Regions from separate parts of the Homo sapiens genome. Here regions 1 and 3 are each linked to region 2. A link is a loop called in an ENCODE intact Hi-C map of the cell type or tissue named here. Cell type or tissue: sigmoid colon. All regions are shown on one strand. Links, peaks and the distances in the headings refer to the core of each region. The heading gives the core; the rest is flanking DNA.

What was found. Peaks named below come from ENCODE experiments on the same cell type or tissue, not always from the same donor. Only the 100,000 strongest peaks of a DNase experiment are listed, where the experiment ranks them.
Region 1: a loop joins it to region 2, with 5 times the contacts of the local background. A loop is called at or near these places in 71 of 110 quality-filtered maps.
Region 3: it touches region 2 in a loop (9-fold over the local background); 44 of 110 quality-filtered maps call a loop at or near these places.

Annotation. Positions count from the first base shown.
Region 1 is chr5:157,325,790-157,332,496 of GRCh38, reverse strand. It overlaps CYFIP2 (cytoplasmic FMR1 interacting protein 2), which reads right to left. Exons shown (of 31, transcript NM_001037333.3): 18 at 6,230-6,326; 19 at 4,448-4,524; 20 at 1,647-1,755. Among named protein-coding and RNA genes, the nearest start is that of FNDC9, 17 kb to the left of the region's middle. In sigmoid colon, for the core only: a CTCF peak has its summit at 3,910 (motif pointing left); a DNase peak (open chromatin) is centred at 3,896; H3K4me3 peaks cover 648 bases; H3K27ac peaks cover 991 bases.
Region 2 is chr5:157,474,370-157,481,147 of GRCh38, reverse strand. NIPAL4 (NIPA like domain containing 4) reads right to left here. Exons shown (of 6, transcript NM_001099287.2): 6 at 6,426-6,778. ADAM19 (ADAM metallopeptidase domain 19) reads left to right here. Exons shown (of 23, transcript NM_033274.5): 23 at 146-3,844. The coding sequence ends at 199. Among named protein-coding and RNA genes, the nearest start is that of NIPAL4, 18 kb to the right of the region's middle. RefSeq lists an enhancer at 1,711-2,221. In sigmoid colon, for the core only: CTCF peaks have their summits at 3,810 and 4,018 (motif pointing right); DNase peaks (open chromatin) are centred at 2,907, 3,137 and 4,027; H3K27ac peaks cover 1,293 bases.
Region 3 is chr5:157,363,796-157,370,843 of GRCh38, reverse strand. The region is part of intron 26 of CYFIP2 (cytoplasmic FMR1 interacting protein 2); the gene reads right to left. It overlaps NIPAL4-DT (NIPAL4 divergent transcript), which reads left to right. Exons shown (of 3, transcript NR_136205.1): 2 at 6,239-6,318. Among named protein-coding and RNA genes, the nearest start is that of FNDC9, 22 kb to the right of the region's middle. In sigmoid colon, for the core only: a CTCF peak has its summit at 3,944; a DNase peak (open chromatin) is centred at 3,893; H3K27ac peaks cover 711 bases.

The sequences.
Region 1 (6,707 bases), core at 1,660-6,659, 150 kb after region 2:
AAGACAACGTCCTTGTTCTTAGGAGATATAGGCTGAAGCATTCAGGGGTGAAATGTCATGATTTGGCAACTTAAACTCTCAAATAGTTAAGAACAAAAGTATGTATATTCATCCCCCACACACAAACATACGCACTGTATAAGTGCTAGAGAGAAAATACATACATGAGAGAAAGAATGTGAACTAAATATGGTAAAACATTAATAATTGCAAATCTGGCTAGGGGATAAATAAGTGTTTATCGTATTATTCTTTCAACTTCCCTGTAGGCTTGAAACACAGGAAGTTTAGGAAAAATACGATTCACTCAGGCTGTGGGAAGAGGTTCAGGGTAGGCTCTGGCTTCCCATAAGTGTTTCTGCTGACATCCCAAATTTAGCCCTGGGGTTCTTTCTGCCATCTTTCTTGCACTCAATTCAGTCACCAGGGCACAGCAGCTGCCTCAGCAAGGGCCCACATTGTGCCTTCATGAGGGAAAATTTAAAAGCAAGAGGATGAAGGTCTGATTACAGAATGGAAAATATAACTTAAGGTACTTTCCACTGGGGTACACGCGGGCATTACTGCAGCTGCTATGTAGATAGCAATGAACATTTGTTGAGTACCTGCTGTGTCCACAGCACTTTGCTAGGTGTCAAATGATTATTCTTAACTATTTTATTTTTCAACTTCTCTTTTGGCATCAATTTTCTACCAACTGACCAGGGCCCCTTATAGCCATCTTATGCACACATAAAGCCCTCAGTATTTAATATCCTGTGGCTAATTCTGGCTGCATTGTAACCGATAGCAGTAATCTTCTGAAAGGGTGAAAGAAAAGCTCTCATTGAGCCCCTGTTGTTGACAGAAGTACAAATTCTATTTTTCCCCCCTCTTAATGATTCTCCATCTCCCTTGGATTTCTCATAGTAATGGGAATGTCCAGGGTTTCTGAGATGAATTCTTTCCTTTTCACCTCTGGCATGATCTTAGCCTCAGCCTGGCCCTTTCACAAAGACCAGGACCACATAATAAGCACACAGACGTCACAGCATAAAGGCCATTTTGCCACCCGCTTGGCCAACAGCAGGGCTGTAGGAGGAGGGCTCGACATCTGCTGGGGCATCTCTTATGCTGTCTGTCTGCCTCACATTAATATTATTAAATGGGGATGTTTCTCAGTTCCCAGCAACATCTCCTCTACATATAGGGTCAAATGTTAATAGAAACCAACTCTGCACACAAAAAACCCAATTTCTACCGTGGATTTGCCCTGACATGCTTTCATTTCAAAGGCGCCACAGTCTTCCTCACTTAGACCGGCACTTGGGCCCTGTTCAGGGACAGATTTACCCATCTCTAAGTGGCAGTCCCAGCTGAAAAAAGTGGGCTGCAGGTTATGATGAGAAGACAAAGGCTTTGGTTGCCATAACTTGTCAGAGGTTGGCTATAGATGGGTGGAGAAGCCCAGAACTTGAGCCAAAGGAAGCCCAATGCCTCTTTATTGTTTATGAGATCCTGAGGCTGTGCTACACCCAGGCTCGGAAATCCACACTGGCAACATGCCGGGCAGACAATACCCAGGCCTGATTTCTGATCTCTATGCTAACTTCGCAGCTGCTCTCTCCTGCCCCTTCCATCTCCAAGGTGGCTTCTGCTCCCCATACCTGGACGTGTCTCTGCTTCAGCAGTGTTTCATAGCGATTGGACGGTGGATACGGAATGATGACGCCATAATTCTTACACTCAGCTCGAAAACGTTTATCCAACAGGACACTGCAAGGAATAAAAGTGAAACAAGGCCAGTAAACAGATTGTGAATGACTCTCAACTGCCCAGATACATCTATTTCAGATCATAGGATCTACCCACAGAGCACTATCTTATATAACTTAAGTAAAATTGTTTTCTGCTCTAGACAAGTTACGTCAAATTTCTTTTCAGTCACAGAAGCTCAATATGTGAAACAGAGTTTCTAAGTTAAAGATGGGCAACACAGAAGTTGAGCCACTTTCCTCTTTTATTCATTTACTGCAAAAGCAATTGAGTGCCTGCTTGGTGTATCCCAGGAAACATTCTGGGTACTGGGAATACAAAGTTCCTGTCCTCATGGAGTTTATATTCGAGTGAGGAAAGACTGATAATATAAACACAAACAGAGGAATGGAATAATTTCAGATAATAGGTAACAGTTGCATAGTGTTTATTATTTCCCAGGCACTTTAAACACAAACACACACACACACACACACACACACACACACACACACACACACATTTTAAATCTCACCACAACCCTATGAGCTGAGAGTGTTACTATCTTTCACACTGAGGCATGGATTGCAGAGGAGAAGTGCTTTGAAAATAAGAAAATGGGATCATTTGGAGTTAGGAAGTCCAAAGTCTCTCTAAAGAAGTTTTGCTAAACAGAGACCTGAATGATAAAATTGGAAAGATCTAAGGGAACACTATCATTTACACAACAAGCTTGGTTACATTTAAGAAAAGGAAAGATGGCCAGTGTGGATAAAGTATAGTGCAGGTTGGAGAGCATGGTGCAAAATGAATTTATAACATGAGACCAGGGCCAAACCAGGTAGGGCCACACAGGCCATAGTAAAGTGGCTAGGTGTATTCTAGACATAACTAAAAGGCACCAAAAGGTTTTACGCAAGAAAGAGACACCATCTATATTTACACTGTCCAAAGTAGTAGCCACCAGCCACATGTGCCTACTGAACACTTGAGATGTGGCTGGTCCAAATTGAGATGGGCTGTAAACAGGATTTTGAGGACTTAGAAGAAAAGAATGAAAAATCTCTAATAATGTCTATATTGAGTGTATGTCAAAATTATAATGTTTTGGATATGTGGGGTTAAATAAAATATATTATTAAAATTAATTTCATCTGCTTCTTTTTCCTTTTTAAAATATGTCTGCTAAAAAATTTAAAATAACATCTCTGGCTCATATTTGTGGCCACATGGCATTTTGAATGAACAGGACTGACCTAGCTCATGGTTTTCTTCCTGGGCTTTCCCTGAATCTCTCAACCTCCTCAACTTCCCACACTTTAAAAAATCACTGATCTTACAGGGAAGGGTGTAGATAAAAGCCCATATGTCTGAAGAAGGAAGACCCAGGGTTCGACACGCCTGAGTCTGTTTATATAGATGATGGAACAGTGTATTTGGAATCAGAATTGTCTTACAGAAGCCAGAAACTCAACTCACTGTTAGAACCACATCCCATTCAATCCACAGATGCCTATTGACTACTTTGTGAAAGGCTGTGTTCTCTGCTTTCCTTGAAATCCTACGTGCATGCTTTCAATACTTTACAGCATTTAAGAGTCGCGTTATTTAATGCACATCCTGTGTTAACAGACACTTGTGTGTGCTGCACATCAACTCCTCTTTGAAATATATCAGGGCTACTTTGGCTGTTAAAAGCAAAATGAAGCAAATCCTTTTCATAGAAAAATTATTAAAGTAAGGAACTATCCTTGAAATTACTGGTTGGTATGTTTGGATTTCCAATAAGAAAGGAAATACCTATATATAAAATTTGAGGTTTTCCTCGATCAATGCTGTTACAGGTCCTTGAAACCCAAGAACTCACGAGGGTCTGAATCAACATATACTGGCAATACCAAGGAGCCTCTAAAGCTTGATACATCTCTGATCCAGACTTCTTCACTGGCCTCCTGTCTGGTTTGCACACACCCATTCCTCTCCAATTCATTCTCCATACATTTATATTTTTAAGAGAGTAAACTTTCAAAAGTAAATAAAAATCGAATCGGGTCACGGTTGTACTTTTGAAACCATTCGGAGGCATTCCACTCCCGGGAGAAACAGCTACAAAGCTGGTGTGCTCTGGCCCTGCCCACTCCCCAGCCTTAGCATGCAGCTTGCCCCCTCTAGTGGTGGTGAAGAGACACTGACATGTATTAATCCACAGGAATCCTCCCACAGCCCTGTGAAGTTGGCATGCTGTTATCATCATACTCCCACCGCAGGGTCCTTGCACAAGCAGTTCCTTTTGCCTGCAACGTCCTGCCCCATCCTTCACCTCGTTTTACTTCCTTCACTCCTACCAACTTCAGATAAGAACTCAGATGCCACTTCCGCAAGATGGCCTTTCTAGTTCCCCGCCCCCAAAGGTTTAACCATCGTACATTCCCATGAGCTTTTCCCTCACAGACAGCATGTAACCTCCTTGTCACTGTGCATTCATCGGCTTTTAGTCGATGTCTGTCTTTCCTGCTGGACTGCAGGCTGTGTGAGGTTAGCCCTTTATCTGCCTAGTTTCCTTTCCACTCTATCTCAGCACCCAGTCCGGGTCCGTGGAATGGCTCTGTTTTCCTAAGGTGCTAAAGAAGAAGGGAGGTTTCACAACAGAAAATCATGTCTTCTAGGTGGCAGTCTTAAGAGATTGCTACTCACAGCTCTGGGGCTTTCCTACCTGCCAGCCATGGCTTTGTAGTAAGCAAAGATCTGGTCTGCCAGCTTGTAGACAAACTGATCAAAACACAGGTTCACCTGGTGGAGAGGAAGCAGGAAACATCACTGGTGCCCGTTCAGCTTTATGACAGAAACTGAGCCAACTGAAAGACAGCAGTCAGGCAGGATTGCCCAGAGTGCATTCTGGGGAAAGACGCTTTGAAGGGGAAAAATATTCTGTGGCTAAGTTTGGGAGATTTGGTCCCTTGCTCTCAGGGTCCTCAGTCAGTGAACAGACAAGTCAAAGTTCAAAAAGGACCCAATCTCCCCACGGCCCCTCTCCTCAGCTGTTTCGAGGCCGCCTGCCTGGAGGGATGCAACAGACAGACTGTCAGAACCCATCAGTGCTCAAATTCGTCCGCTAACTCGGCAGCCTCCCCATCCATCTCTTCAGATGGATGTTATTTTCATTGTATTTTTCTTTGATTTGCAATTTTTTTTTTTTTTGAGACAGAGTCTTGCTCTGTCACCTAGGCTGGAGTGCAGTGGTGTGATCTCGGCTCACTGCAACCTCCGCCTCCCGGGTTCAAGTGATTCTCATCCTTCAGCCTCCCAAGTAGCTGGGATTACAGGCACCCACCACCATGCCTGGCTAATTTTTGTATTTTTAGTAGAGACGGGGTTTCACCATGTTGGCCAGGTTGGTCTCGAACTTCTGACCTCAGGTGATCCACCCACCTTGGCCTCCCAAAGTGCTAGGATTACAGGCATGAGCCACCACATGTGGCCACAAATTTGTTTATGAAGTTGATAGTCACATTTAAAAGCGCCTTCCTTCAAACTTTGCTTACATAACTTTGGTTTTTAATGAATAAAGTCTTGCCATTTCAGGGTCTCATCATCAGTGATAGACTGTGATGCTCAGGTGGGAAGATAATTCACACAGACATGAAGAATCAAACCAAATATTTCAGAAATGGCAAGAGCAGGACATGACCATGAGATGGGGCAAAGGCAGTAGCTAGGTAAGAGTCAAAGGAAACAGATCCTATTTACTGTCAGATTTAATATTTTAAGTCTTTCATGTTTAATATTTATGTGATTAACCTTTGGTCCTTTTTTCACCAGACTCTTGGCTCCATAAGGTTAATGATTCAAAAAGCTTTCAGATCTTTCATCTCACACCCTACGTGGTATGCAGAACACAAAACCCCAGCGCTGTGTTTAGTGCTTTCCTCAGACCCAGGTCACCGAGGCCTCTGACCTGCACTTTGAGCTTCAAGGGTCATCAGCGGACCTCCCTCCAGGCAAAGAATCCATAAGGTCAAGGTGGGCGTGTGCACTCAGGCCCCATTCTCCCCTTCTAGAACCAGTTCTGAGAAGCCTTCTACAGGCGGCTCAAGCCTCTTCCAGGGCCACGTGCTCTCTTCCCTGGCTTCCCCTCTGAGGGTGGACTCCACTATGGGTGTGTGTGACCCTAGGGTTTAGGTCTAGCCAAGGGCCACTGTTTTTGAGCAGAGTTGGCAGGCAGAGCTTGGGTATTTATACACATGCACATGAAGCCCTTCATGGTGCAGCACAGAGTTTGTGGGTGGGAAGAGAAAGGCAGCAGGCCCTGAGCTGGGTGTCTCAGTTTGTACTTCTGCCCTCAGAGGTTACACAGGCCTTCTGATGGCCATGGTTACAGAGATTCCTCTCCAGAACAAGTCACTGATACTCCTACTTCATGCTAATAGCAAAAGACTGGAAAAGTCCGGAATTTGGAACAAGATTAAAGGAGCAAAAAGAGAAGCACATCACTTGCCTCAGCTTCTATCTCATCGTACAGGAACTGCTTTTTAAACTTGGTCAGAGCATAGTAGGCGCTGTCGTTGTACAGATCCAGAGGGTAGAGGACATACCTGAAGAGGGAAAAACACAGCCAGCCGCTTGCTAATAACCCCCCTTAAGGAAGACAGCTTTATACTTGCTTGGGAAATAGAAACAAGTTCACAGTCAGGAAAAGACCATCTTTCATCCCTCTCTTACGTTCCTTGAGCCTCCACCGCTTAGAAGCAACTTACTTTACAGTCAGTCCAAAGAAAAAGTCCAGGGTGCAAATAAAACCAAGACTTGTAAAAATTCATTTGGGACTAAAACACATCAGGTAGCAGTTAAGAATACAAGCTACCTGCTCCTGAGATGATTCTTTTCTGAGCATAGCTGTTATGAGGCTGACAAGGCATAGGAAGGGCAGTTGGGCTGGGAAACTTCAGAATTTATCTGCAAGGCTGAATTAAATG
Region 2 (6,778 bases), core at 1,779-6,778:
GACACATGGATGGACTTCACAAGAAGCCTTTGTTCTCAGTGGGTGGTCCATCCTTCCTTCTAAAATCGGGAGGATGGCTGCCCCCTTGATCCCATTGATCAGCATCAAGCTGATGTCTCTCTCCCTCCCTTCTTTTTCTTCCCAGTTTCCAGAATACAGATCACAGAGGGCTGGAGGGATGATTAGCTCGAAAATCTAGACCTGTCCAAGGGGCTTCTCCCTTTCCTTGAGCTCTCTGGACACTGCAGAGGACCCATGGCCATGGAACCCTGAAGAAGCATGTCTGGCCGCCTCTGAGCTCCTCCCACCCTCCTCCAGGAACCTCCACATCTCCAAAAATCTCCCTGTTGACTCAGTGCCTCCTCGGCTTCCTTGGAAGCCCAGAGGGACTATGATCTGATGGCCTCTAGGTGTTGTTTTGTGCAATATACAGCCCCAGGTAGGGAGGGGAGAGTATGAGGAGGGTGACTGGCAGCTTCTCCTCCAGACTCCTAGCCCCGAGGTGCTGATGGAGATGCTCAAGGCCAGCAAGCCCCTCAGGCCAGCACTTCGCTTGCAGAAGCCATCCATTCACTCCTGGGGTGCAGGGCACGCAAGAGAGCTTCCCATTGCTTCTGCTCTCCTCAGAGGTCCCGGGCTGGATGGAGGCTGGTACTTACCCACCCCTTTTAGCTTTTAGGGATTAAGGAAGGGTCAAGCCAGCCACTGCTGTGGCCCTGCCCAGGGCTTGGTTGAGGGAACGGCTTCTGGCTGTATGGCTGCATGTGACAAGCCACGTCCCCTCCCACCTCTCCCCAAACCCCTGCATCCCTGTATTCACACGGGTCACTCTGACTCAGACAGGTACTATTCGTAGGCAGTGTAGACAGCAGGAGGAGCACCGGGCTTGGGCTTCCTCTGAGCCGTGATGCCAAAGGTTGCGACTCCTGACTCTGGATAATTTTTAGTTGCTCTTTGTTTTCTCTGCCGCACTTTCCTGGTGCCCCACGCTTTTCTCTCTTCCTTCCCCTCTCATTCTCCCTCTAATGTGTGGTGCTTTGGTGAGCAAACCCTCAGCAGTCCTGACCTTCGGGTGACCAGGTGCTTGTGACCTACAAGTCAGAGTCCTCTCTCACAGTCGGCCACTGGATTTCCCTCACTGGCTCTCAGGAGTGTGACCAGAGTAGACTTGGGGCATGGCCATTGGGGTCATATGTTTATTTTTCATTGTGTTTTGTGACCTCAGCAGGGTGGGGGTCTTCCTCCTTACTCTAAGCTAAATCTAGGTGAGGTTTCCCCTTAGGGAGCCCAGCTATTTACAAAGTACACACGAGGGAGCAGGCTGGTCATTGACTTCGGGCTGGACCGTTGCCCTCTGAGCAGAGAACAGACCCATTTCTGGGAGCTGCCCGAGATCACTGGAGAAGGCAGCCAGCAGCAGCTGCACTGGAACAGTCAGAGCAGGGAGCCTCTTCCTCAACCCAGCTTTTTGTCATTCACTTCCTTTTGTTCTCTCTCTGGTCACTGCCCTTACCTGACCCTCACAGAAAGAGAGCTCTGAGCAGGTGAGGGGGTCTGCGGTGGCTCCTGTCTTCCCTGCAGCAGGGAAGGAGGGCCGTGTGGTGCTTTGCTAGATAGGACGGTTTTTGCAAAGCACCTGGAGATGTTTGCTGGGAGATAGACTCCCACTCCACAAAGGTGCTGGGTGGCTCTCCGGACAGGAGCTGGCCTGACTCTCACTCCTCTGAGGCTTTCCTGGGGCCTCCTCCCATCCTGCCATGAGCAATTGTTTGCTCTTGAAAACCTCACTGCAAGGCTGAGGCTGAGCTTCTGATTCACCACCCCAGGGCCTCCTTATAGTTCTCTGCACACAATAGGTGCTTCTTGGATGTTCTTGGGTTTGGAAATAAGTGGAAAATACGGGATGTACCCCTGGGGGAAAAGCCTGGGTTGGGTTTAGAAAGATCTCAGGAAAATGAGTTTCTCTTCCCTCAGGGTGGCTGTGATACAGGTTCCCCATGTCCTTGCCGTGGGTCATCCTTGCTGTGGGTCATCCTTGCTGTGGAGATCCATTCCCCACCTTTCCTGTGGCCCAACCTTTTATTTAAATGTGCTACCCTCTGCCTCAAGGCTTGGTTCCTGGAAAGTAAAGGTGAAAACATCCCCTTTCACCCCTCTGCAAAACAAACAAGCAACATCCTCAAAACCCAACCCCATGCCTCACAGAGCTTCCTGTGGCTTCTCCAGCCTTTCTCCCTCACATCAGGAGGTAGATAGCTCTGAAATGACAGCGCCACAGCCATAGTGACTGCATGAGCCATCTGAACCTGCAGTCCACCCTCCCTGGAACCACACCAGAAAGAGACCTGGGTTGTCGTTTTCTTGCTTTTTGTTTTGTTTTGTTTTATTATTTTCATATCACCTCCATCCCATAAAGTTGTACTGTGAACTGGAAGATGGTGGAATGTTTTGGAATTTGATAGACTTTCGGCAACCAGTTCTACTAATGCTTCACTCCTGGCTCTGTTCAGGGAGGCTGCCCAGGAGGAAGACTGGCCATTATGCATCCCCTTTTCTTTCCAGTGCCCAGTATGCTGTTTTGAGGTGTCAAATACAAATAAATCTGGGCTTAGGGAAGGAGAGACCTTATTCCAAAGCACGATTGCAGAAGGGGAAAGGGAATATTGCAAAAGGGAGAGGAAGGGGCCTTATGGGAATAGTGAAAAGGCTCAGACCGACCGATGGCAAGATCTGCAAGCGTCTCAAAGCCCAGGCAGAAAAGGACTTTTCTTTTATTGGAAGAAGTAAACATGGCTAGAAAGAACCACGTTCAGGGAATGACGTTGTGCCCAGCCTTTTTTTTTTTTTTTTTTTTTTTGTCTCCAGGGGAGGGGCTGTTTGCTGGCTCAGGCTGAGGATGGCCCAAAGTCCAGGGTCTGGTGGGGAGGAGGGAAGCTTAACTCAAGTTTGGGTTAGTGAGTTAGCAAGCTCTTTGTGCAGATGGGGATGTAGGTAAATCTTTTTAAAAGTGAAATTAACCTCCTGCCAATTTTACAACCCAAGAATTTTTTTTTAAGGGCCTTGGAGCCATCTCTAAAACAAACCTCAAGGGATTTAGTGCCCTGTCTCCCTGTCTCTAGAAGCCTTAGCCTGGGCACCTGGCTCAATCTTGTAACTGCCTGCTAGCCATAGATTCCTTTCAGCCTTGCTGACTTCTCCCTATAAAAGTAAAGCCTTTTTCTGCCCCAGCTCTGAGACACTTGCAGATCTTAAGGTCTGAGACTTGCTGATTTTCTGGTTGGAGTGTTTTTTTGTATTGCCATAGTCCCTTCCCCCTGAAGCAATAGCCCCTCCCCACCTCCTGCAATACGCCTTTCCAATCTTTATTGGAAGTCTCTCCCTGCCTACTTCCTAATTTATTCTTATTTGACAGAGGGTATGGAAGACTTGCAATTTGAAAACTGGGGACCAGTTCCAAAGTCAGTAATTGTGTTAACCACGTGTATAACAGCTCTGCTGGACACCCAAGAAAGCCATGGGAACGCCAACTGGAAAGGTCCCCTTCCCCAGGGGAGCCTGCGAAGGAGAGGTTCTGTAGAATCCAAGCCCACATTTCCAAAGTCACCCCCAACGCGTCCTCTCACACCGTCCACTGTGCGTTTGTATGTGTCTGGGATCCAGGGCAATGTGAATTTTCTTTTTATTTGGGAGATTGTTCACGGAAAACAGATCTTCTTCTCTCTTGTCCACCTATTAATTGTTTACAATATTTGTACATCTATGCAAAATACTTGAATGGGCCATGGTGCCTTTTTTCCTTGTTAGTATTTAATTAAAAATGAATTGTTTGTCATTTGCAATGTTATCTGGTTTGGCAGCTCTTTATTGTGTGTTTGTTGTAATGTCCTACTGCTCAGATTAGATAGGATTCATGACGTGGACTTCAGAAAGAGTTCCCACAAGGATGGTCAGTTCAGCCTATAAAGCCTTCATGGTGGACCCTGAGCCACAGCAAAGCCTATGTTTTCCTATGACCAGTAGAGGGGGCTGTTTGTCTTTACACCTGGACGCAGGCTGCTTATTAAAGGCCTGAATGATCCTGAGATTCTTCGATATGTTTTTTCTCATCCTACACTACTGCATATAGAAGACAGCTGAGAGCCTCTGCTCACCTCCTCATCTTATTAAGGCAAGGGATCATACTTTAAAGAGGGGAGACACTTGCCCCAGGTCTCTTGGGCTGGGTAGGCAGGCACAGCCAGGGATAAGGTTGGGTGTGCTTTCTGATTCCAGAACCCTGCGTGATATCACAGCTCGTATTCATTAGTGCTTCCCAGTCCATAAAAGGATCCCACCCTTATTCTCTCATTGATCCCTACCTCAATTTTGAGGTTCTCTCAGAGAGATGGAGGATTAATAACCATGATCGAAGGTAACAGTTACTCAGTACAGTCGGCCCCCCATATCCGTGGGTTTCAAATTCATGGATTCAACCAACAGCAGGTTGAAATATTTGAAAAAAAAAAAAGTACAACCATAAAAAGTAATACAATTTAAAAATACGGTATAACAACGATTTACACAGCGTTTACATTGTATTAGGTATTATAGAAATCTGGAGATGATTTAAAGTATATGGGAGGATATATGTAGGTTATATGCAAATACTATACCATTTTATATAAGGGACTTGGCCATCCTTAGATTTTGTTATCCATGGGGGTCCTGGAACCAATCCCCTGCAGATACCAAGGAACAGCTGTATTTAACATACGTGAGCCACTCACTGCATGCTGTTTACAAATAAGGATTATCTCGTTTAATCTTCACAAAAACCCTGAGAGAGGCTTCTTGCTCTCTGATTTTACTTTTTTTTTTTTTTTTTAAGACGGAGTCTCTCTCTGTCACCCAGGCTGGGGTGCAGTGGTGCAATCTCAGCTCACTGCAACCTCCGCCTCCCGGGCTCAAGCAATTCTCATGCCTCAGCCTCCTGAGTAGCTGGGATTACAGGTGCCCACCACCACGCCTAATTTTTGTATTTTTAGTAGAGATGACCTCAAGTGATCCATTCGCCTCAGCCTCCTGAAGTGTTGGGATTACAGGCGTGAGCCACCGCACCCAGCCTGATTATATTTTTCTAACCTCTCATGGTTATGAGGTTGCCTATGGACCCTAAAGACATCTAAACACAAATGCTTTCACTACTAACATGCCTGCTCATGAAATTGCTTCCCACTCACACATCCCTACCTGGTTAAGAGGCCACTCTTCCCCTGCTGTCAGCCAGTCTCTGGGGTGATGCTCACGTGTTGGTCACTAGCATAATGGAGAAAGCCTGGTTGGGCAGACCCTGGTTGAAGTCCTCACTCTGCTTGCTACTCAATAGATAAGTGGGCCTGGATAAGTTCCAGATTTCTGAGTCTCTTCACTATACAAATAATATACCTGCCTCAAAAGTGTCGTGATCATCAATGAAATTCTGTATGTGCAAGTCCCCAACAGGGCCTGTCGCAGGCTATGTGCTGAGAAACTGCTGACTACATCAGTTTACAGTTGCTTTGCTTAACATGCAGAGTTCTATTAGGATCTGCCTTGCATTGAGTGCTGGTCCCCAGGAGAGTTTGGGCAAGGAAGGACTGTGATATTGTTCCTTCAATCTTTTCTTTTTCTTTTATTCTTTTAGTGCGTATGATGTGCTAGGCACTGAGGATAAGCAGTAAATCAAAGCCAACTCTCATGAAGCTTATATCCAGATGGGGAAAGAGCACAGATCACAAGAAAATAAATGAATAAAGTAGTAGCAGATTATGCACAAGGCACAGTGGCTCAGGCCTAAAATCTCAGCATTTTGGGAGGCCAAGGTGGGAAGATCACTTTAGGAAAGGAGTTTTGAGACCAGCCTGGGTAACATAGCAAGGCCTCATTTTTACCAAATCTGAGCCTGGGAGTTTGAAGCTGTAGTGAGCTAGGATCACACCACTGCCCTCCAGCCTGGGGGACAGAGCCAGACCCTGTCTCAAAACACAAAAAACCAAAACAGATTATGCAACTGGGGGCAAGGTTAGTCTTGGAGAGACACATTACGCCTGGTGGTTAAACCAGATATCAGCTTTGCTCTTCCTGGCTGGGTGACCTTGGGCAATTATATAAATGGGAATAAAAACGTATCTAACTTGAGGATTTGTGAGGAGTTAAAGAGAATTCACAGGAAGCACCTACTATGCCTGGTGCCTGGTAAGGGCTCAGGTGTTAACTAGGGATGAGTTGTCTTCAACTGACTCTATTTCTGAAACTATCTTTCCCACTCTACCAAGGGTGTTAACTACCACAGACACGGTAGGGGCTTTATTGGCAGTCGCATTCATTCAGAGATTGGAGACTGTCCTTCCAGCCCTAGAAAAACCAGTTTAATCACTCCATGCTCAAGGAAGGTCAAGACACAAGTATCAAGTAAATATAATCTGTAATCTTTATTCTTGACCCTGCAGACCACACTCTTAGGGCCCTCAGTTTACTGCCATTCTCAAGAGCCAACTTGTTGCATTGCTTTTAATTACAGACAGAAATCCACATTCATCAAAAACTGGGGATTTGAGGCTGAAGAGTCAGGGAGCCAGTCTGCTGGTCAGCCAAACCTTGGAGTTCCAAGGCCAGCAGGAATTTACCTGGGCTTGGCCCACTTAGGGCACAGGATATAAACACAGAGTGCAGGTAGAGTCACACAGGGGAGGCCCTGCACCAACCTCGGGGCTGAGGATCAAGTCTTCCCTCTTTCCAGATACACCAGCCCACTAATTTC
Region 3 (7,048 bases), core at 920-5,919, 110 kb after region 2:
AAGGGGATAATAGAATTATTATTCTGGATCAGAATCATGTCTGGTCAACTGGAAAAGATCTATAGCCAGGAAACTGTGGCCTAGAAAGTGGGCTTTCTCTTCCCTCAAGTATATGCCAATGTCTTCCAAGGTTAGCATTTCCTAAAGTGGAAATTGGGCATACAAGGAAATGTGATTTAATCATAGTGAGCCACACAGTGAGCAAGTTCTTTCCTTTTTCAGTTTCCTATCAATCTTTCTGACAACCTTAATGAGAAAGTCTCCATTTGAAACCAGCACATGTTAGCACCTAATATTTACTAATCTTGTTTTTATCAAAGAGGGAGTAGGGCTTGTGTTCAGAGATCTGGGCAGGCAGCAGCTGGAATTATATGACTTTGCTGTATTTTGATTGATTGAATGTATTATTCTGGTTGCTTTCTAATGATGGCAAGGGATGATTTTTTTAAATGGAAGTGATAGTTTCCTTTTAAAATTAAGTTTCAGTAAAAAGATTATGTAAATAACAGAATCAGTGATCTGCAGATGTGGCAAGAACTGTGACAACTAAGCATCAATGTCAAGACTCTGGCAGCTCTAGTCCAAGAAAATGCTTCTAGATCAGAGATCCTCCACTCTGACTGCACATCAGAGTCAAGTGTGGAGCTTTTAAAACATCTGGGTCTGGCCAGGTGTGGTAGCTCATGCCTGTAATCCCAGCACTTTGGGAGGCTGAGGCGCATGGATCACGAGGTCAGGAGTTCAAGACCAGCCTGGCCAACAGGGTGAAACCTGGTCTCTACTAAAAATACAAAAATTATCCAGGCATGGTGGCAGGTGCCTGTTATCCCAGCTACTCGGGAGGCTGAGGCAGAGAACTGCTTGAACCCAGGAAGTGGAGGTTGCAGTGAGCCGAGATCACGCCACTGCACTCCAGCCTGGGTTACAGAGCAAGACTCTGTCTTTAAAAAAAAAAAAAAAAAAACTAGGTCCATTCTCAAGGATTTTGTTTTCCTTGTGACAGGCCTCAGAGATCAGAATTTTTAAGCAGATTTCCAAGTGATTTAAATGAGCAGCCATAGTTGAGACCATTGCACTAACCTGCACTGCCTCCCTGGTGCTTGGCGATGTCCATTGTAGAATAATACTCAGTAGCGCAGACTGTAATATGACCCTGCCCACTGGGGGTGTCCTCACAGAAAAGTCATTGATACAGAACTACATAACCAAGGCTCTGGTTTCTTGGCAGTTACTGGTAAGGCTCACAAAATAAGCAAAAATTGAGCTGGCTTTGGATGAAGGTGATGGATTGCCTCTGTCTCAAATGGTGGTATCTTGAGGATTTTAGAGGATAAACATTACACCAGGAGGAAGCTGAAATGTCCCTCCCCTGATTTATGGTTAATGAGCCTTGTGTTAGGTGTTGAGGATACGCTAATGACCTTTACCTGGGAAATCTTTCCTATTACTTCTGTCTCCTGTTTCTATGGATCAGTTCTTGTTTTATGCCATTTTTCACTCTATTTTGTATCTAAGCTGAGGGTCTCTGACTACAAATTTTCATCAGTAAAATTCTGAACAAAACTTTAACTGATAAATGTTTATCAGTCAAATCTATATTGTTGCTATTGTTAAATGGTGTGTTAATAGTTAAAAGCTTTGGGAATGGCCGGGCGCGGTGGCTCATGCCTATAATCCTAGCACTTTGGGAGGCCAAGGCAGGTGGATCACTTGAGGTCAGAAGTTAGAACCAGCCTGGCCGATATGGTGAAACCCTATCTCTACTAAAAATACAAAAACTAGCCAAGCATAGCGGCACATGCTTGTGATCCCAGCTACTTGGGAGGCTGAGGGATGAGAATCGCTTGAACCCAGGAGGTGGAGGCTGCAGTGAGCCAAGATTGTGCCACTGCACTCCAGTTTGGGCAAGAGAGTGAGACTCTGTCTCAAAAAAAAAAAAAACAAAAAAACAAAAAACCTCTGGGATCATCTTGCCCACCACTGGAGGGCTTGGAGGGTAACCCTCTGTGCTGACAACCGGCAGGTGGGTGGTGAACAGTGCCATCATGGATGGGATATGCCCTGGAGTCTCTCACTCTGGCTCATGGGGCTCTTGGTCTTGTCTGTGGAACCAGTGACTCTTAACTGTCAGACCATTTTTTCCCAAGTCCTGATATGTTCACACTAGCAGGTTGTTTTTCAGATAAGGCCATTTCTGAAAAGATGTAAATAAAGTCACACAAAGGAAGGGTATTATTGGGAGTCAAAGTGCCTCCATTCCACAAAGCATGGATCGTTTTCAACCAAAAACATAATCTGTGTCTGGGCTAAGAGAAACACTCATACAGAAAGGCCAGAGGCATTACTTGTGGGTGCCTGGGCAAAGGGACAGGACACGCTTCTTGGGCAGCTGGAGGAGTTTTTTTTCCCTCAGAGTGATGGGCAAAATCATCCTGGATCAAGCACAGGTGGGTGTATGGAGTGACGGTCTGAGAGGGGTGGCTGAGATGGGGCTTTTACTTTTTGACTTTCCATGCATTTGAATTGTGTACATTTGCTATGTATGAGTCTTTCCTTTTAAGGAAAAAAGTAATAAATATTTAGTGCAATAAATCTAAACAATAATTTAAAGTCTAAAAAGTGAGAGACACTTCTCCCGTGCCCCTGTCACCCATCACATCCCATAGAGGCAGTCACTCTTCTCACTTTGGTGAGTACTGCTTTTATAACTACTAATTTTATATGAGAAAATCTGCTAGAACATAAAAACATCTGGAAGAATATCCTTTAGAATGTGAACAGAGGTCGGCTGGGCATGGTGGCTCATGCCTGTAATCCCAGCACTTCGGGAGGCCGAGGTGGGCAGATCACTTGAGGTCAGGAGTTCAAGACCAGCCTGACCAACATGGTGAAACCTCATCTCTTCTACTAAAAATACAAAAATTAGCTGGGTGTGGTGGTGCATGCCTGTAATCCCAGCTACTTAGGAGGCTGAGGCAGGAGAATTGCTTGAACCTGGGAGGCGGAGGTTACAGTGAGCCGAGATCATGCCACTGCACTCCAGCCTGGGCAACAGAGTGAGACTCTGTCTTAAAAAAAAAAAAAAAAAAAAAGTGAACAGAGGTCATCTTAGTGTGACAAAGTGGTTTTTGTTTTCTTTCTGCTTCTCTGAGTTTTCAATCAATGAATTTATTTCAATTATGTAATAAAACAATTAGAGGAAAGACATTAAAAGGTAGAAGTAGGAGACAGAAGGTCAGATGTGGAGATGGAACTGTTGAAAAGAACAAAAACAATCGGCAAAGCTCAGCTGGGCATCTGTCTGTACTGTAATACGCTAACCTTAAGGATCTTTGGACTCCAAGGCACATCTGGTTTTCATCCAGACTCCTGCACTAGCTGTAATGCTGGGAAAATCAGCTCCCTCTTGGGCCTCAGTTTTCCTATCTACAAAATTTGAGGTTGCACTAGATGAGCAGTTTCCAACAGGGGGAGGTTTTACCCTCCTAAGGAATATCAGACAATATCTAGAGACATTATTGGTTGCCACAATGAAGGGTACTACTGGAATATAGTCCAGAAATGCTGTTCAACATCCTATAAAGTCCAGGGCAACCCCCTAAAAGATTATCTGGCTCCAAATGTCAGTGGTGCTGAGGTTGAGAAACCAACCCTGGATGGTCTCTGGGGGCCTTTCCAGATCTGACTGGCATTCGGATCTGTGAGTTTGGGTCTAGACTCTCCTCACCTCTGGTGAGGGCAGTAATGCTCTCAAATGACTGACCGGAGTGTTTCTGTGGTCCACTCTAATAAGGAGAGAAGAAGTAACAGAGATGAAGGCAAAGAACACTCCAGGCAAGAGGCCTTGCAGTAAAAGGCAGACTAAAGGGCTCTGTCCTTCCCGGGGGACTCAGGCCTGCCTTCCCTCACACGTACAAATAGGTCCCTCTCCTGGTGTATGCTGGCATAACAAACAATGGCCGAAAGTCTAGAAAACCAAGCAAAATTTAAACAAAAACTTAGTGACTGCTATTTTCCCTAATGACCACTTTCTGATTTCCCAGGGAAGGAAATACTAGAGGAAACACTAGACATTAATAGAATTTCCTTTAAAAACCTGATACATATAAAAATACTTAACAAATGCTGATTTGTTTCAGATAAGATCCAACAAATATATTAAGAGGCTGCGATGACCAGACCATTTATGGATACAAGATAAATGACAGACATAGCACTACCACTACAGATTGCAGGAAGAAGGTCTTTTCAAGAAGTGGTGCCAGAACAATCTGGAAATAAAAGATTTATACTTCCCATTAAACACAAACATCAATTCTAGGTGAATAATATGGACTTAAAGGTCTGTTTAGCGTTGAAAGACTAACCTCTAAAACTTTCAGAGGATAGCCCATCTTCACGCGTTAGAGTAGGAAAGGTTTTCTAAACAAATCACAAAACCGTAAGGGAAAAAAATAACTACACTAAGCCTCAAGAACTTCTATTCACCAAAAGACAAGCCAGAGTAATAGATCTGCAATACATGTATCCATAGTATATAATGGCCACAAATCCATAAGAAAGATGACTTAAAAAGGCAAGAATGTTGACCAGCACTTCACAAAAGATGGTGTCCAAATGGCTAGTAGCATGTGGAAGGAGAATCAGCATCATTAGGGAAATCAAAATCATAATGAAACATGACAGCCCCCCCAGAATGGCTATGATTAAAGAGGGACAAATTGTTTATGAGGCTGCAAAGAAATGATAACTCTCATACACTGCTGAATGGGAGTATAAATTGGTACAATTTGAAAACTGCTTTGAAGCTAACCTAATAGGTATTTCCCTAATAAAAACAGGAGCATCTATACACCAAAACACATGTACAAGAATATTCATGACATCATTATTCATAATAGTACCAAACTATAAACAACCCAAATGTCCACCCACAGTAAAACGGATGATTCAGTTAGTCTGTTCATGCAATGAGAATACTAGAGTAACTGATTCGGTAATAAAAAATGGATCATCTACAACATGGATGAATCTCAAATGTAATGTTGAATGACAGAGGTCAGAAAGGAAAGGGAAAACATACTAGATAACTCTACATGAAGTTCAAGGACAAGCAACACTATCTCTGGAAATAGAACTCGGAACTACGATTCCTTGCGGAACACTGAAGAGGGCATGAAAGAACCATCTATGGTACTATAAATGTTCTGCGTCTAGACCTGGGCTACATGGACATGTGCCTTCATCAAGCTGTACACTTAAGATTTATGCATTTGACTGTAATACATTAATTGAAACCACCAGAACACCCTATAAAAACCAAAAACCAGAAAAATGATGCACAGGTACCTGGGTTTCTGTACTAATATTGCACCCTGAATTTTGAGAAATATTTATAAGCACCTACTAACTTCATGAGGAAAATACCTTTGTCCAAGTGATCAACTGTTAAATTTATATCCCTCTACCTATCAATGATATATTAATCTGTTTTTTAAAAAAAGGCAGAAAAAGACAAAAAATGGAAAAGTAAAATGGGCAAGAGATTTCTTACTTTTTCCTTCGCACTTTCTGGTATTTCCCAGTTTTTCTAAAACTAGCATATACTATTTTAAAATTATAGGTCAATAATAATACATGAATGTGCTTTCCTTGTAAGAAATTAAGACATTCCAGATAAGGCTAAAAAGTCCCTGTTGACCTCTAATCCTGGATTCCTCCCTCATACCTAGAGAAAATGTCTGTTAAATATTGGTATGCTTTTTTTTTTCTAGATCTTTTTCAATGCAGAGTTATTTGTGGTTTATATCTATGGCATCATGTGTGTCTTGTCCTAAAACTTTTTAAAGCTCAATATTGTATCTTTCACTATTTTTTATCTTGGTATGTGCAAAACTACTTTATCAGCTTATTCTTTTTACCTGCTTCAGAGTTTTCCATGAGAATGGACATTCCACAGTTTATACAGCCTTTCCTCTATGATGGCCATTAGGCATCTTTCCTTTTTTTTTTTGGCAATTAGTAGTCTTCTTTCATTGAGAAGAATTGGTATGTCATTTAAAAATTTAATTCTAGCTTCCTAAACTAAAAAAACTCCAGAAAGCTCATGCCTCATTCTAATCTCAGAAAGCACTGTCTAGGCTTGGAGATCTCCCCAGCTGTCTAAGTAGAAAGCAGAATGAGGACTTCAGTGAGCCTAATCCCTGCTCTGTGTTCCCCATCCTTCCCCGACCCCTAGCCCCCAAGGACTGGGATCAATATTGGAAACCTGTGCTTTAGTTCTTCCACCTCTGCTGCTGCTATGCTGTGTGACCTCAGGTGAGTTCCTCCTCTCTCTGGTTCTCAGTTTTCTCACTTATGAATAGAAGGGGTTGAAAGATTCATGCTGTAGCGGGTCTGTCTCAGGTCTCAGCTCTGAAGGTCATTGAGTGTCCTGTTGTCCTCAGTGATACATGTGAGTGACCACCCAGACGGTGCCTGAGGAAGTGGTCCTTTCCTTGCGGCCCCCATCAATAGTCTGCCTCTGGATTCTGAACAGGGGAAGCTGAATTGATGGTCTCTGAGTCACAGTTCCTCATGAAAAGAGGTGCTTAACAGGAGACACTCGGGGACTGAGGCTTCAGGGACCCACCCCCCCCCGCCACCCCGCCCCACCTCCACTGTTCTGGTGCCCCTGAGGCCTTCAGAAGTTGTTCCTATTTATCCCTACGACTTCTGAGGGCTACGTTGCTATAGCAACCTGGGTCTGCTGATCTGTGTAAAAAACTTATCAATTAGCTGTCTGGAGAGTCCATTTAAGGGGTAACAGAGAAGCAATTACTCCTTATAGAGGAAGCGCAAACAGTCCCCATTTCAGAGCCTCTCAGGGAGAGTCTGAGAATGGCAGGTCCAAGTCACTCATTTTAGGGACGGGGGCACTGAGGGATGAAATGAACTGGTTCATCCCAAGTCACAAAGACAATTAGAGGCAAGGCATCCTTTCTGGCTCTGATTCAGAAGCTCCATTATCTCTCTACCTTTGTTCCAGGCTTCTCCTTTCCCCTCCCGT